Regions from separate parts of the Homo sapiens genome. Here regions 1 and 2 are each linked to region 3. The links are chromatin contacts, found by Hi-C or POLR2A ChIA-PET in ENCODE. All regions are on one chromosome and are shown on one strand. The core of a region is the stretch at or near the end of the contact, and the rest is flanking DNA. Distances in the headings are between cores, read along the strand shown.

Region 1 (4,667 bases), core at 2,053-4,552, 77 kb before region 3:
TTTTGCTCAGGAATCTTCCCTGACTCTCCTGTGGTCAGCTCAGGTCAAGGTTCTGGGGGAAGGGGGAGTCCCTGAGTGGAGACACCTCAGCCTGTGCTGAAGGGAGCTACCGAGGGGGCAGCCGGTGGCCCTGGGGGGCCTCTCTGAGCAGGTGACCAAGAGCGTATGGTGCCGGCCAGCAGGAGCGAGGGCTGCGGACAGGATGGAGGCAGCCAGGCGCCAGCCAGGAGGGCTTCCTGGTCCAGCCACACCTGCCCCGGTGACAGCCACAGGTTGGTGGCAAAGGGGCCACCTCCCTTCCAGTGGCAGGGCCTGGCCTGCCTGGAGACCCCACCCACTGCCCGAGAGGTGCCAGGCCTCCCCCATTCTGCCTGGCCCTGGGGGCTGCACCCACCTGGACACGCGGGCCGGGCACACCCACGGCCCAAGGTCCTGCTCCCACCTGCCCTGCGCAGGAACCTTGCTGGGGCTACAGGTATCCGTGGCTGCCACACCACCCAGATTTTGGGATTAAGGGGCAGAGTTTTCAAGTTTGAACTCAGGAAAGCTGTGAGGGACGAGGTAGTGCCTGGCTGGGGAGCCTGGGGGCTTCTGAGGGCGGTGGGGAGTCCTCAGGCCTGTGTGGGGCCCCAGGGAGGGGAGGCTGCAGGGGTTGGGGGACCTGCCCGCTGCACCCCCTCTCCCCCCACACAAGGAAACCCGTCCTCCGAGGTGTGTGTCCAGATCACATCCTCCAAAGGCCGGTGCGCCACAAAGATGAACACGGGGCTCTCCCTCCCAGCCCAGGGGCAAGGACCCTGCCTTGCTCTGTTCCCGGAAGGGCCAGTTCTGGAGAGGAGCTGGGCGAGTCCTTCCCATCCCCATCAGCTCCTGTCAGGCCACCTGCCTCAGCCTCAGGGAGGAGGGGACACACGTAGGCCCCTTCCCAGAGTCAGAGCTTCCGAACCCGGATCTGCTGCTCCCAGCCTGGAGAGCCACAGCAGCCACCGAAGGAACCCCCCACCCGTCACCCCCACCAAGTGGGCCCTGCTCCCCGAAGGCCCAGCCACTCAGCCCAGGACCTGCCCCAGCCCCACCTGCCACCTGACCTGAGGCTCCCAGAGGGCAGAGGGGCCTCCTGGGTCTGCTCCGCACCAGGGTCCAGCGGGACCATCTCAAAGCTTGAGCACCAGGCGCAAGGTGGGAGTGCGGGGAGGGGACGAGGACACTGTTCCCAGCTGGACAGAACCAGGAGGACGGTGGGAGACGCCCCCCACCGCCCCGCTTCCGAGAGCTCTCTCTTCCTTCCAGGGACTCCCCAGGGACAGCCGGGGCCCCTTCTTCCCCCACAGCTCAGGCCCCAGGGACACAGAGCGGGGAACCCCCAGGCTGCCGCCCCGGCGTGGGTCGGGGAGGCGGCTCCGGAGCGGGCACCACACTCTCGAAAGGGTGGCTTCTCCTCCCGGCTGCTGAAAAACCACACAGGCAGGCACAACAACAGACGCTTACGCCCGCATCTGGAGGCCAGAACTCCAAAGCCACAGGGCAGGCAGGGCTGCACCCCTCTGGGGGCTCCAGGAGAGGACCCTGTCTGCCTCCCCAGCCCCTGCCAGCTCAGGCATCAGTGGCTGTGGCCGTGTCACCCATCTCTGCCCCCCAGTCCCACGGCGTCTCCCCCACGTCTGCGTCTCCTCTCTCCACCTCCCTCTCAGGGGGGCAGAGGCCATTGATTCAGGGCCTGCCCTGGGTGATGTCACTAGAGATCCTGACGTAACCCCACCTGCAAAGCCCCTTCTTCTAAATAAGGTCACATTCGAGGTTTCAGGGCTATGATGTGGTTGTCTTTTGGGGGCACCACCAGCCCCCTGCAAGGGGACCCTAAGCACAGAGGCCCTCGTGACCCACGCAAAGCTCTGAAGGACACGGATGGGTAGGGGACACGTGGCTGGAGGCTCAGAGTTTGAGGCAGAGGGGATCAGACCGTGCCATGGGTCATGCCAGGAGCCCAGGACTCCCAGACCTCGTATCATTAGGTGTTTTAAAGAGAAGGCGAGGGCAGGCCAGGCGCAGTGACTCACGCCTGTAATCCCAGCACTTTGGGAGGCCGAGGCGGGCGGATCACCTGAGGTCAGGAGTTCAAGAGCAGCCTGGCCAACATGATGAAACCCTCTAAAATTAATAATAAATTAATAATAAAATAATTATAATAATATAGAAAATAATATATAAAATAATAAATATATAAAATATAAAACAAAATAAAAATAAAAAATAAAATTAATATTAAAAATACAAAAATTAGCTGGGCACTGTGGTGGGCACCTGTAATCCCAGCTACTCGGGAGGCTGAGGCAGGAGAATTGCTTGATCCTGGGAGGCGGAGGTTGCAGTGAGCCGAGACCGTACCATTGCACTCCAGCCTGGGCAAAAGAGTGAGACTCCGTATTTTGAAAAAAAAAAAAGAGAGAATGTGAGGGTTAAACAAAGACACACAGAGATGGAGAAAGGGCAGCCTTACATCAACACGGGTACATTGCAAACACCTGCAGAGGTGGGGGACCAGCTGGATGCCAGAGCCCACTGCCGCCTACGGGCTGGGGTGCCTATAGGTATGGGTGGGAGCGGCCCGGGCCACACGGCTTCAGGATGAGGCCGTTTGTTTGGCCCTTGTTCCCGCAGAAGGTAATCGTGATGTTCCTCGGTGTTTTTCCCCGCAGAGTGTTCAAGTCAGGTGTCGGGCAGGCTGTTCCTCACGGCCCAAACCCCTGCGGAATGCTTCACTTTGGCCGAGGTCTGTGACACAGCGAGGGGCTTACAGAAAGGTGCAGTTTGGACCGATAGATGTGAGTCCCCCTCTGGGGGGCACTCACTTTGTGGAGCCCCCGGTTCCTGTTTGCAGAGGGGGGCACAGTGGCACCTCGTCCGCTGTGGAGTGAGAACAGGGACCCGACCACGTGAAGCACAGAGAATGCTCAGGGATCGGCAGCCGTGTATCCAGCCAACATCACCAGGGTGCACGCAGAGCCTGGCCCGGGCCAGGTCCTGGGGTGCTGAGCATGGGTGGGGCCTGAGAGACGGCTCAGGGACCATCCTGGGAGGGCCGGGCGGAGGGGCAGCAACTGGGGCTCAGGCTCAGGCAGTCCCAGCAGTGACTGGGAGGCAGCTGTGCCCATGAAGCTGTGCCCTTCTCCAGCCTCAGCCCTCAGCCCGGCTTCCCGGGCTGGCCCCGCCACTCAGCAGCCCCTCCCCATCCTCCGAAAACCCAAGCTCACCTCTGGGTTCCGGCTGGGTGGGGGTTGCCAGGAGACGGTTGCCAGGTCACCACTGTTGTTTCCTGGCCCAGGCTCCCAGGACCTTGTGGGCTGGGCAGGTAAGAAGCGCCGGCGGCCACCAGCTGGGGTCCAGTGGGCTCGGCCCCGCCCTCCTACGCCCTGCCTGCGGGTCCCCTCGGGAGGCTGCTCAGGAGAGGAGGAGGCTGGGGAGGGGACTGGACAGGGATCGGGTAGGGTGGGGCCAGGCTGAGCCTGCTCTGCGGGTCCCGGACCCCAGCGCCACCGTGCGAGAGGCTCGGGTCCAGGCCAGGCCGGGGAACGGTGTGTGTACCCGGTGGGGTGGGAGGGCTGGGCAGCCCTGGGACGAGCTCCGTGGCCTGGGACCAGGTCTGCCTCCGCAGAGCAAGTCCTGGACGGACGGCTGCTTGAGCCCACAGGTCGTGCGTCCTTTGACAGCGGCCTCCGGCCGGGAGGCACCAGCTCTTCGAACAATGTCAGTACCTTCCTAGGGCCCCACGTGGCCAAGCTTGGATTCTGGGGGGAGAACTCGCAGCAGGACACTAACATGTGGTCGCTTTTTGGATGATTTCTTCAGGTTTAAAAGTCTCTTCTGTTCATCCTACCGGGGTGCCGTCTCCTGCCGGTCTTTTCATCTCACCAGGTAAAACGCTTATTTTACAATTTATTGTAAGGTCGTGCACCAAGTTTCCACGCCGCCTTTACACCGTGTCCCCACCGAGGGGCGTCACAACCGTCCTCCACACCGGGCGTCACCGGCTTCCCAAGTCCCACCGCTATAAAGGACACGTCAGTCAGCATCTCGGAGTGAGACGCTTTCCTTCTGGATTCAGAATCGCGTCCGTCAGAGACTCCAAAGCACATTTGCTAGATCGACAGGCGTGAGGAGCCAGCGGCTCCCGGCGCTTGGGAGGCTGCGTCCCACCTGCATTCAGGCCCCGGGTTCACCACACACACAGCGGGCAGCTGCTTAAGAAACCTTTGATTTCAGTCCGGGGCGGTGGCTCACGCCTGTAATCCCAGCACTTTGGGAGGCCGAGGTGGGCGGATCACGAGGTCAGGAGTTTGAGACCAGCCTGGTCAACATGGAGAAACCCTGTCTCTACTAAAAATACAAAAATTAGCCGGGCATGGCAGCAGGCGCCTGTAATCCCAGCTACTCAGGAGGCTGAGGCGGGAGAATTGTTTGAACCTGGGAGGCGGAGGTTACAGTGAGCCGCGATTGCGCCATTGCACTCCAGCCTGGGCGACAGAGTGAGACTTCGTCTAAAAAAATTAAAAAAAAAAACACCTTTAATTTCAATGACAAGAAATAACAGCTCACAACTTATTTAGTTATTTGTGAACATCATAAGGACATAAAGTTAGAAAAGCCCAAAGGAGGCCTCAGGCTTACGA
Region 2 (4,284 bases), core at 222-2,721, 110 kb before region 3:
GGTCACCCTGCACGTCAGGGGCCGGCTCACCCCTGATATTAGCAACCCCAAGCGTCTTGGCGCAGGGAGGGATCCCCGTCAGCCAGGTCCCCACGCAGCTCCAGGCAGCGCCAGCGTCCACCAGGGAGCAGGGGCAGCAGAGCCCTTCTCCCCAGACACCCTTGTGTCTTCGGAAAATGCCAGGTCCCCCCCCAGCTGCTGTTCTCGTCTTTGGAGGACCCGGCTTTACTGGTGCCACATGCCTGCTGCGGGCTGTGCCATGGAGGGCGGCACCTGCCTCTTCTCACGTGGCAGCTCTGGCACCGGGAACTTCAGAGACCCCAGCTGGGCTGAGCCACCCCGGGCTGAGGCCTTGTGGGTCGCCTCAAATTCAAGCCTCATGGGCCCGGCCTCCCGCCCTAACGGTCGCTGAAGTGTCCTGCTCTCATACGAACTTGTGTCTAAAACTGTGGTCTTTGCTTTTCTCCCAAACCCGCCTCCCCGCGCTGCCTACCTCAGGCCTGGGGGCTCCCCCGACTTGTTCTCTATTCCCCCAGCCCCTCACTGCCTGGGGGCTCCCCCGACTCACTCTCTAGGCCCCCAGCCCCACACTGCCTGGGGGCTCCCCCGACCCTCTCTCTATTCTCCCAGCCCCGCACTGCCTGGGGGCTCCCCCGACCCTCTCTCTATTCTCCCAGCCCTGCACTGCCTGGGGACTCGCCTGACTCGCTCTCTATTCCCCCAGCCCCACACTGCATCTCGGGAGCAGTTCCAGGCCGACCTCTGCTCTCCACGGCCGGGAGGTGTCCAGGTGTGGACAGAGCCCCGGCTCTCCATCAGGGCACCCAGCCGCCCCACGCTCAGCCCTGCGTGGCTTCTCCCGTCCTTCCTGGGCATCCCCTGAGGGTGTGGCCCTGTTGCTGGGCCCCCTCCTGCCCCCTTGCCCTGCCAGTTCCTAGAGCCTAGGCTGAGGGCAGGGCCATTGCTGTGAACAAACTGGACAGGCTCCGCGGGAGCTCAGAGCTGCCCCGTGTCTGAGGGCGCGGCTGTGTGGAGTGGGGTCCCCTCGGCCAGGCGGGAAAGGCCCTGGATCGTGTGTGTGACCCTGGTACTGGGCAACCCCTGGGACAGGCAAGTCCGTGGAGACAGAACGGGGCGGTGGCTGCAGCCTGGGAGCTCGGCCTCCCTCGGGGTGACGGAATGTTCTGGACCTTGATATAGGTGGTGGATACTCAGCCCTGTGAGTGCAATAAATGCCACCAAATTCTCACTTCAAAATTATTTTATGCTATGTGAATTCTGCTCCAATTAAAACACAAACTCTCTTGCAAAATGCACCTTGTCTCCGCCCCTTCTCCCATCACACGCAGCCCCTTGAGAACAGCCAGCACCTGCCTCCCAGGTCCGGGCAAGCAGCCTCCCCTCTCGACGGCCCCGGGCAGCCCCATCACCCTCGGCGGCTGCCCAGGCCCAGGCCTGTTTCCGGCCCTCCTCTGAGCACCTGGAGAGGAGGAAGTGCGTCTTCTCTCCGGTGCCTCTGAGAGACAAGCCTACTCCCCCCGGGCTGGGTGGCCCAGGGCACAGTTAGACCCGGGAGTGGAAAAGGCGGTGGCGGTTTTCTTGCTGTTGTCCCGGCAGCGTCTTTGGTGACACTTTCCCGCCTTTGGAGACCAATTACCCGGCAGAGGCCCAGTGGCCTCATTAACTCTGCTGCGGCGTCGAGAAAGGGGGAAGGAGCCAGCCCACGGGCAGGGCAGGGCGGCTGCAGACTCTCCCGCAGCTCAGGGGCCTGGAGAAACCTGGCCACACCTGGCCCAGCTGGGTCAGGCCTCTGCCAACAGGAGCCCAGGGCCCCAGCGCTCCCCTCCCTGCCAGGGAAACAGCCCATAACGACAGCCTTTCCTGGAGCCTGGGTTGCATCAGCCGAGCCGCCAGCCACAGGGCCCCAGCAACGGCACCTGGGCCCGGGGCCTGGCCTGCCGGGGACACTCGGCTGTGCGCACCTCGAGGGGCTCTACAGCCTGTGGGGCCGCGCCTGCCTCTCGGGGCTTCCGGGCGATTCCTCCTTCTCCTCCGTGGTGTGTGCTGTGCAGACGGGGACCGGGCCAGGCCAGACGCCGGATCCAGAGCAGCTTCCCAGACAGGCCACCCACCCCTCCGAGGCCTCCCTCAGTCCCCTGGCGGGAGTCCCCGGCCTTCCGGGCCTCTCTCCCCTCCCTTCCCACCCCCAGGAGGGGAGAGGACTGAGGCCTGGGGTCACTGCCGCACCTGCGCTCTGAGACCTGCACTCGCCCAGGCCGGAGTCCCCACGAGGCAGGAACCCTGGCATGCGGCCGGCAGTGCCCACAGCACCCAGTCAGCCGGGAGGGGTCTCACCCCACAGCCCCCCGCTCCTCCCCTCCACACCCAACCACAGTCCCTCCTGGCTGACACCGTGGCCCCTCCTGGCCTGTGCTCCCCGGGAACCTCAGTCAGTGTCACTTGAACTCCAGCACCGGACCTGGCCCCGTCCATCCAGCCTCTGCCCCGAGAGCCCCGCCCGTATCTCCAGAGGACACGCCCTGCCAGGGGACAGGCGGGAGCAGCTGAGGGCCGCCCGGGGAAGGAAGGCAAGGAGGGCATGTAATCGCCTGACCACATGGCCGACCCCCTTGTGACCTCATGACCCCCACCACCTTCATGGCCGACCCCACCTGACCTCATGGCCGACCTGACCTGACCGCACGGCTGACCCAACCCCATCTCATGACTGACCCCACCTGACTTTATGGCTCACCCCAGTGACCCCATGGCCAACCCCACCTGACCTCATGGCCGACCCGATCTGACCTCATGGCTGATCCTCATGACCTCACTGACCCCCCTGACCTCATGGCTGACCCCCCAGGAGGGCTCCCAGAAGGCCGAGGGCTGGGGGCAGGGGCAGAGCCCAGGTGAGTCCAGGAGGCCGGAGGGGCTGCAGGTCCGGCAGAGCCAGGGGGAGCGGCCTTTGACGTTGGCAGAGGTGGTGCCAGGGTGGGGCCTGCCAGGGCGTCTGAGGCTCAGGGGCAGACCTTCTCCACTGGCTGACCCAGGAGGGTCAGGGGTCAGAGGCCACAAAGCAGCATGGAGAGGCCGGGAGTGCAGGGGCTGGGAGGGCCAGGAGGCCACAGGGGATCCCGCAGAGCCCTCTCGGCCCCATCCTGGTGGGAGAGGAGCCTGTCCACTGCCTTCCTGGCACCCTCTGGGGTCTGGGGGCCGGTGGGCAGCCCTGGGAGGGCCCATTCTCAGTACTGCCTGGCACTGCGTGGGGTTCCAGAGCCCCCCCTGCCCCGAATCTGAGAATTCTCACTCAAATTAGATGCTGATGCTGCCACCACTGCTGCTTTGGGAAGCAAATCTGTCACCTGTGCAAACGTGGCTGTGTCCGAGTCAGGTCTGGGGGAGCCCTGGGCCCGGCCGGTGCCAGGGCAGGGTCCGCACCAAGTCGAGGCCTCCAGGGAGCAAAGCTGCCCCCCAGCCTGGGAGTGCCATGGGTCTGTGGGTTCCAGCAGGGGACAGTGTCCAGCCCCTCCAAGGGTGCACAGAGACGCCTTCCTGTGGCCACCTCTGGCCGGAATTTCCCACGGGGGTCCCGGCCGTGGCCTCAGAAAGGGGCTCAGCTCCTCCTCCTGCTGGGGCAGCCCTGTGCCTTGAGGGAGGAGAGTAGTCAGCGGTGGCGGGAGGCCACTGTTAGCTAGAAGCAGAGCCGGTTAGAAGTTGACCTTGAATGGGTTTTTTGGGGATTTTGGGGTTTTTTTAACTGTCGTTTCACCTCCGCTTGGGGAAACATCCAGGTGGCTTTGCTGGATCTGCTGGGCCGGCCAGGAGAGGCATGAAGGCTGGTGCTTGGGCCCAACCCAGAAATGCACAGACACTGGGGGCTGCTCTGGAGGGGCTCTGCCTGGGCAGAGGGCGGGAAGCGGGTGCAGGGAGTGGGGACTGGGCAATAAGGACTCTTAGGGACTTGGGCCTGCTCTGAGTGCAGGGCTGGCCCAACTCACGCATCCTTACTGGCTGCACTGGTGCAGGGTGGCCACGGGGCCAGTGGGCGTCGTGGCACCAGCCAGGCTGCGGGCATCGGCCGTCGGGGGCAGTGCCTTTAGCTGCGAGGACCCAGGGTTCTGGGCGCACTTTGGAAGCACAGCCTGCTCTCCCGAGGGCTGGGATGTGGAGGATCCCAAGGTTTGGGAGGCTGGCGGGGGCAGGTCCAGGGAAGCTCGGCATCTGTGCTCAGGTTTACATGGACCTGGGTGGCCCCTGGCCACTTGCACTTGCAGAGGGCGT
Region 3 (4,705 bases), core at 2,024-4,523:
CAGCGCCCACACAGTACCAGCCCTGCTGGACCCCCGCAGGTGAGCCCTGGATGTGGCCTGCATCTAGCATGGGTCGGGAAAGGCAGCCCCAACACCCCTCAATCCAGGCTTGGGGCAAAGGGAGGGGTGGGCAGGTGCCCTGGCCAAGGAGACCCCCCGCCCAGGGCTACCAGACCCCTCCTCACAGGCAGGGCATCCAAATTTTCTCTGTCACCCACTGGCAATGAGCTCCCCTGTGACTCTAGACAGAACAGGCTGGATCTCCAACTCTGACCTACAGGCAGGAAAGTGGGCAGCCCTGGGAGGCTGGACTGAGGGAGGCTGGACTTCCCACTCAGGCCTACACGCAGGAAAATGGGCAGCCCTGGGAGGCTGGACCGAGGGAGGCTGGGCCTCCCACTCCACCCTACAGGCCAGGACACGGGCAGCCCTGGGAGGCTAGACCGAGGGAGGCTGGGCCTCCCATCTACCCTACAGGCCGGGACACAGGCAGCCCTGGGAGGCTGTACCGAGGGAGGCTGGGCCTCCCCCTCTGCCCTACAGGCAGGAAAACGGGCAGCCCTGGGAGGCTGGACCAAGGGAGGCTGGACTTCCCACTCTACCCTACAGGCAGGAAAACAGGCAGCCCTGGGAGGCTGGACCGAGGGAGGCTGGGCCTCCCACTCTGCCCTATAGGCCGGGACACAGGCAGCCCTGGGAGGCTAGACCGAGGGAGGCTGGGCCTCCCACTCTGCCCTACAGGCAGGAAAACGGGCAGCCCTGGGAGGCTGGACCAAGGGAGGCTGGACTTCCCAATCTACCCTACAGGCAGGAAAACAGGCAGCCCTGGGAGGCTGGACCGAGGGAGGCTGGGCCTCCCACTCTGCCCTACAGGCCGGGACACAGGCAGCCCTGGGAGGCTGGAGCAAGGGAGGCTGGGCCTCCCACTCCGCCCTACAGGCCGGGACACGGGCAGCCCTGGGAGGCTAGACCGAGGGAGGCTGGGCCTCCCACTCTGCCCTACAGGCAGGAAAACGGGCAGCCCTGGGAGGCTGGACCGAGGGAGGCTGGACTTCCCACTCTACCCTACAGGCAGGAAAACGGGCAGCCCTGGGAGGCTGGAGCGAGGGAGGCTGGGCCTCCCACTCCGCCCTACAGGCCGGGACACGGGCAGCCCTGGGAGGCTGGAGCGAGGGAGGCTGGGCCTCCCACTCCGCCCTACAGGCCGGGACACGGGCAGCCCTGGGAGGCTGGAGCGAGGGAGGCTGGGCCTCCCACTCCGCCCTACAGGCCGGGACACGGGCAGCCCTGGGAGGCTGGACCGAGGGAGGCTGGGCCTCCCACTCCGCCCTACAGGCCGGGACACGGGCAGCCCTGGGAGGCTGGACCGAGGGAGGCTGGGCCTCCCACTCCGCCCTACAGGCCGGGACACGGGCAGCCCTGGGAGGCTGGACCGAGGGAGGCTGGGCCTCCCACTCCGCCCTACAGGCCGGGACACGGGCAGCCCTGGGAGGCTGGACCGAGGGAGGCTGGGCCTCCCACTCCGCCCTACAGGCCGGGACACGGGCAGCCCTGGGAGGCTGGACCGAGGGAGGCTGGGCCTCCCACTCCGCCCTACAGGCCGGGACACGGGCAGCCCTGGGAGGCTGGACCGAGGGAGGCTGGGCCTCCCACTCCGCCCTACAGGCCGGGACACGGGCAGCCCTGGGAGGCTGGACCGAGGGAGGCTGGGCCTCCCACTCCGCCCTACAGGCCGGGACACGGGCAGCCCTGGGAGGCTGGACCGAGGGAGGCTGGGCCTCCCACTCCGCCCTACAGGCCGGGACACGGGCAGCCCTGGGAGGCTAGACCGAGGGAGGCTGGGCCTCCCCCTCTGCCCTACAGGCAGGAAAACGGGCAGCCCTGGTGTAGAGGGCAGCCCTACAGGGTTTGTGGGTTTTTCTCCCCGTGTGCGGAGATGAGAGATCGTAGAAATAAAGATACAACACAAAGAAATAAAAAAGACAGCTGGGCCCGGGGGACCACTACCACCAAGATGTGGAGACCGGTAGTGGCCCCGAATGCCAGGCTGCGCTGTTATTTATTGGATACAAGACAAAGGGGCAGGATAAGGAGCGTGAGCCATCTCCAGTGATAGGTAAAGTCACGTGGGTCACGTGTCCACTGGACGGGGGCCCTTCCCTGTTTGGCAGCCAAGGCAGGGGCCAGGGAGAGAGAGAGACAGCTTACGCCATTATTTCTGCTTATCAGAGACTTTTAGTACTTTCACTAATTTTGCTACTGTTATCTAAAAGGCAAAGCCAGGTGTACAGGATGGAACGTGAAGGCGGACTAGGAGTGTGACCGCTGAAGCACAGCATCATAGGGAGACGGTTAGGCCTTCGGATAACTGTGGGTGGGCCTGACCCTCCACAAGAGGTGGAGGAGTAGAGTCTTCTCTAAACTCCCCCGGGGAAAGGGAGACTCCCCTTCCCAGTCTGCTAAGTAGCGGGTGTTTTCCCTTGACACTGACGCTACCGCTAGACCACGGTCTGCTTAGGTCACGGGTGCCTTCCCAGGCGCTGGCGTTACTGCTAGACCAAGGAGCCCTCTGGTGGCCCTGTCCGGGCGTAACGGAAGGCTCGCACTCTTGTCTTCTGGTCACTTCTCACCATGTCCCCTCAGCTCCTATCTCGGTATGGCCTGGTTTTTCCTAGATTATGATTATAGAGCGAGGATTATTATAATATTGGAATAAAGAATAATTACTACAAACTAATGATTAGTGACACATATGGTCTATACCAAGTATAACTCTTATTTTATATATTTTGTTACACTGGGACAGCTTGTGCCCTCGGTCTCTTCCCTCGGCACCTGGGTGACTTGCTGCCCTCACCCTGGGAGGCTGGGCCTAACTGGGAAGGATGTGGCTTCGTGTTCCCAACCCCAGGCACCTTTAAAATGAGCTGAGCCTGGCACCCAGGCAGGAACACTCAGCCCCCATGCTCCCTCTAGAAGACGACCAAGAGGACCCCACCCTCTGGGTCACCCACCAAGGATCCAGGGTACCCTGGGCCACAGCCACGAGCTGCTCACAAGGGGAGGCTCAGGTGCAGCTGCTGGCTCTGCTCACCCCCTGCACCCCCCAACGCAGACACCCTGACACCCCCCGGCCCTGGAAAAATGGCAAAGGACCACGGTGCCCTGCCCAGCCGCCTGCTGCAGGGAGAGCAGCTCCCTCAGACCCGGAGTGCTCTGCTGTGCCGGCTGGTTCATCAGCACTCAGGCAGGCCTGGGCATGCGCTCACAGAGAAGCTCGAGGTTGCCAGAACACAGGAAACGCCTCTTCTTTCCTGTGACCACGAGGCCACGTGCTCACCTGTCTGCAGAATATCAACTTTTAAGGGGCTTTTCTCTCCTCATTAAAAGACTTCACAGTGTGCTCTGCATGGCGAGGGGACACACCGTGCTCCCAGGGGGAAGTCAAGGACGGCCTCCACCGGTGACAACACAAGAACAGAGGGGCCCACGATTCCTCTAAGGGAGACGGGGACAGAGGGTCAGACGTGCCCGGCCCAACAGGCCAAACATCATTTTTTTTTTTTTTTTAGACAGAGTCTCACTCTGTCAGCCAGGCTGGAGAGCAGTGGCACGATCTTGGCTCACTGCAACCTCCACCTCCTGGACTCGAGTGATTCTCCTGCCTCAGCCTCCTGAGTAGCTGGGATTACAAGCACATGCCACCATGCCCGGCTAATTTTGTATTTTCAGTAGAGACAGGGTTTCACCATGTTGGCCAGGCTGGTCTCGAACTCCTGACCTCAGGTAATCTGCCCACCTCAGCCTCCCAAAGCGCTGGGATTACAGGAGTGAGCCACCACGCCCGGCCCAAACATCATTTTTTATTTTGGGCCAGTGCGGACAACATGCCACGGGCACCACCTTCACTGCTTGACCGATGATCGCTAAAAGTTGAGATTTCAGTTGGGCGTGGTGGCTCACGCCTGTAATCCCAGCACTTTGGGAGGCTGAGGCAAGCAGATCACGAGGTCAGGAGTTTCAGACCAGCCTGGCCAATATGGTGAAACCCCGTCTCTACTTAAAATTAGCTGGGTGTGGTGGCAGGCACCTGTAATCCCAGCTACTTGGGAGGCTGAGGCAGGAGAATCACTTGAACCCAGGAGGCAGAGGTCACAGTGAGCAGAGATCACGCCACTGTACTCCAGCCTGGGCGACAGAGCAAGACTCCGTCTCAAAAAAAAAAAAAAAGTTGAGATTTTAGTCGGGCGCGGTGGCTCACGCCTGTGATCCTAACACTTTGGGAGGCCGAGGCAGGTGGATCCCTTGAGCTCAGGAGTTCAAGACCAGCCTGCGCAACATGACGAAACTCCATCTCTACAAAAAATACAAAAATTAGCCAGGCATGGTGGCGCACACTTGCGGTCCCAGATATGTAGGGGGCTGAGTTTGGAGGATCCCTTGAGCCCAGGAGGTCACCGTTACATGTGGGCGGCAAGCCACCCAGGTGCCGAGGCAAGAGACCGAGGGCATGAGCTGTTCCAGTGTAATAAAGAAAATATACACAATAAGAATAGTTACACTAGAAATAGATTATAGATGTGATGATATATGAATATTCTTAATCATTAGTTTCTAGCATTACTCTTCATTCCAATATTATAATAATCTCTGTTCTACAACTATAACCTAGGAAAAACCAGGCCATACAGAGATAGGAGCTGAG

Evidence for each region. A loop is a pair of places that touch in the nucleus more often than their neighbours do. ChIA-PET counts read pairs that join two places held with the same protein, here RNA polymerase II (POLR2A). Pooled maps may share reads with other maps.
Region 1: a loop to region 3 is called in a map with no recorded cell type, with 11 times the contacts of the local background. The contact joins the promoter of TTLL10 here to the enhancer-like site in region 3. A Hi-C loop is called at or near these places in 1 of 168 maps with a recorded cell type or tissue (PC-9), 1 of 37 single-sample maps with no recorded cell type and 2 of 50 pooled maps. POLR2A ChIA-PET finds 5 or more read pairs at or near these places in 6 of 52 experiments (H1, WTC11, activated B cell and 2 more).
Region 2: a pooled map shows a loop between it and region 3 (4-fold over the local background). The contact joins two enhancer-like sites. A Hi-C loop is called at or near these places in 1 of 168 maps with a recorded cell type or tissue (B cell), 2 of 37 single-sample maps with no recorded cell type and 6 of 50 pooled maps. POLR2A ChIA-PET finds 5 or more read pairs at or near these places in 7 of 52 experiments (AG04449, B cell, GM12878 and 4 more).

The regions. Positions count from the first base shown.
Region 1 is chr1:1,170,578-1,175,244 of GRCh38, forward strand. TTLL10 (tubulin tyrosine ligase like 10) reads left to right here and starts at 3,303. Exons shown (of 16, transcript NM_001130045.2): 1 at 3,303-3,349; 2 at 3,708-3,744; 3 at 3,847-3,912. It overlaps TTLL10-AS1 (TTLL10 antisense RNA 1), which reads right to left. Exons shown (of 2, transcript NR_173246.1): 2 at 2,479-4,667. RefSeq lists an enhancer at 229-796 and a silencer at 3,453-3,542.
Region 2 is chr1:1,142,745-1,147,028 of GRCh38, forward strand. It overlaps LINC01342 (long intergenic non-protein coding RNA 1342), which reads left to right. Exons shown (of 3, transcript NR_038869.1): 3 at 1-1,312. All of the region lies in intron 1 of LOC124903820 (a long non-coding RNA gene), which reads left to right. Among named protein-coding and RNA genes, the nearest start is that of LINC01342, 7.9 kb to the left of the region's middle. RefSeq lists an enhancer at 2,173-2,692. Within about 2 kb of position 1,472, at least 12 of the 41 ENCODE cell types and tissues checked have a DNase peak (open chromatin) inside an H3K27ac peak, as active enhancers do; they include B cell, where a contact is called at or near this core.
Region 3 is chr1:1,247,803-1,252,507 of GRCh38, forward strand. No RefSeq gene overlaps it. Among named protein-coding and RNA genes, the nearest start is that of C1QTNF12, 3.4 kb to the left of the region's middle. RefSeq lists enhancers at 1-425, 3,352-3,631. Within about 2 kb of position 3,274, at least 5 of the 41 ENCODE cell types and tissues checked have a DNase peak (open chromatin) inside an H3K27ac peak, as active enhancers do; they include B cell, where a contact is called at or near this core.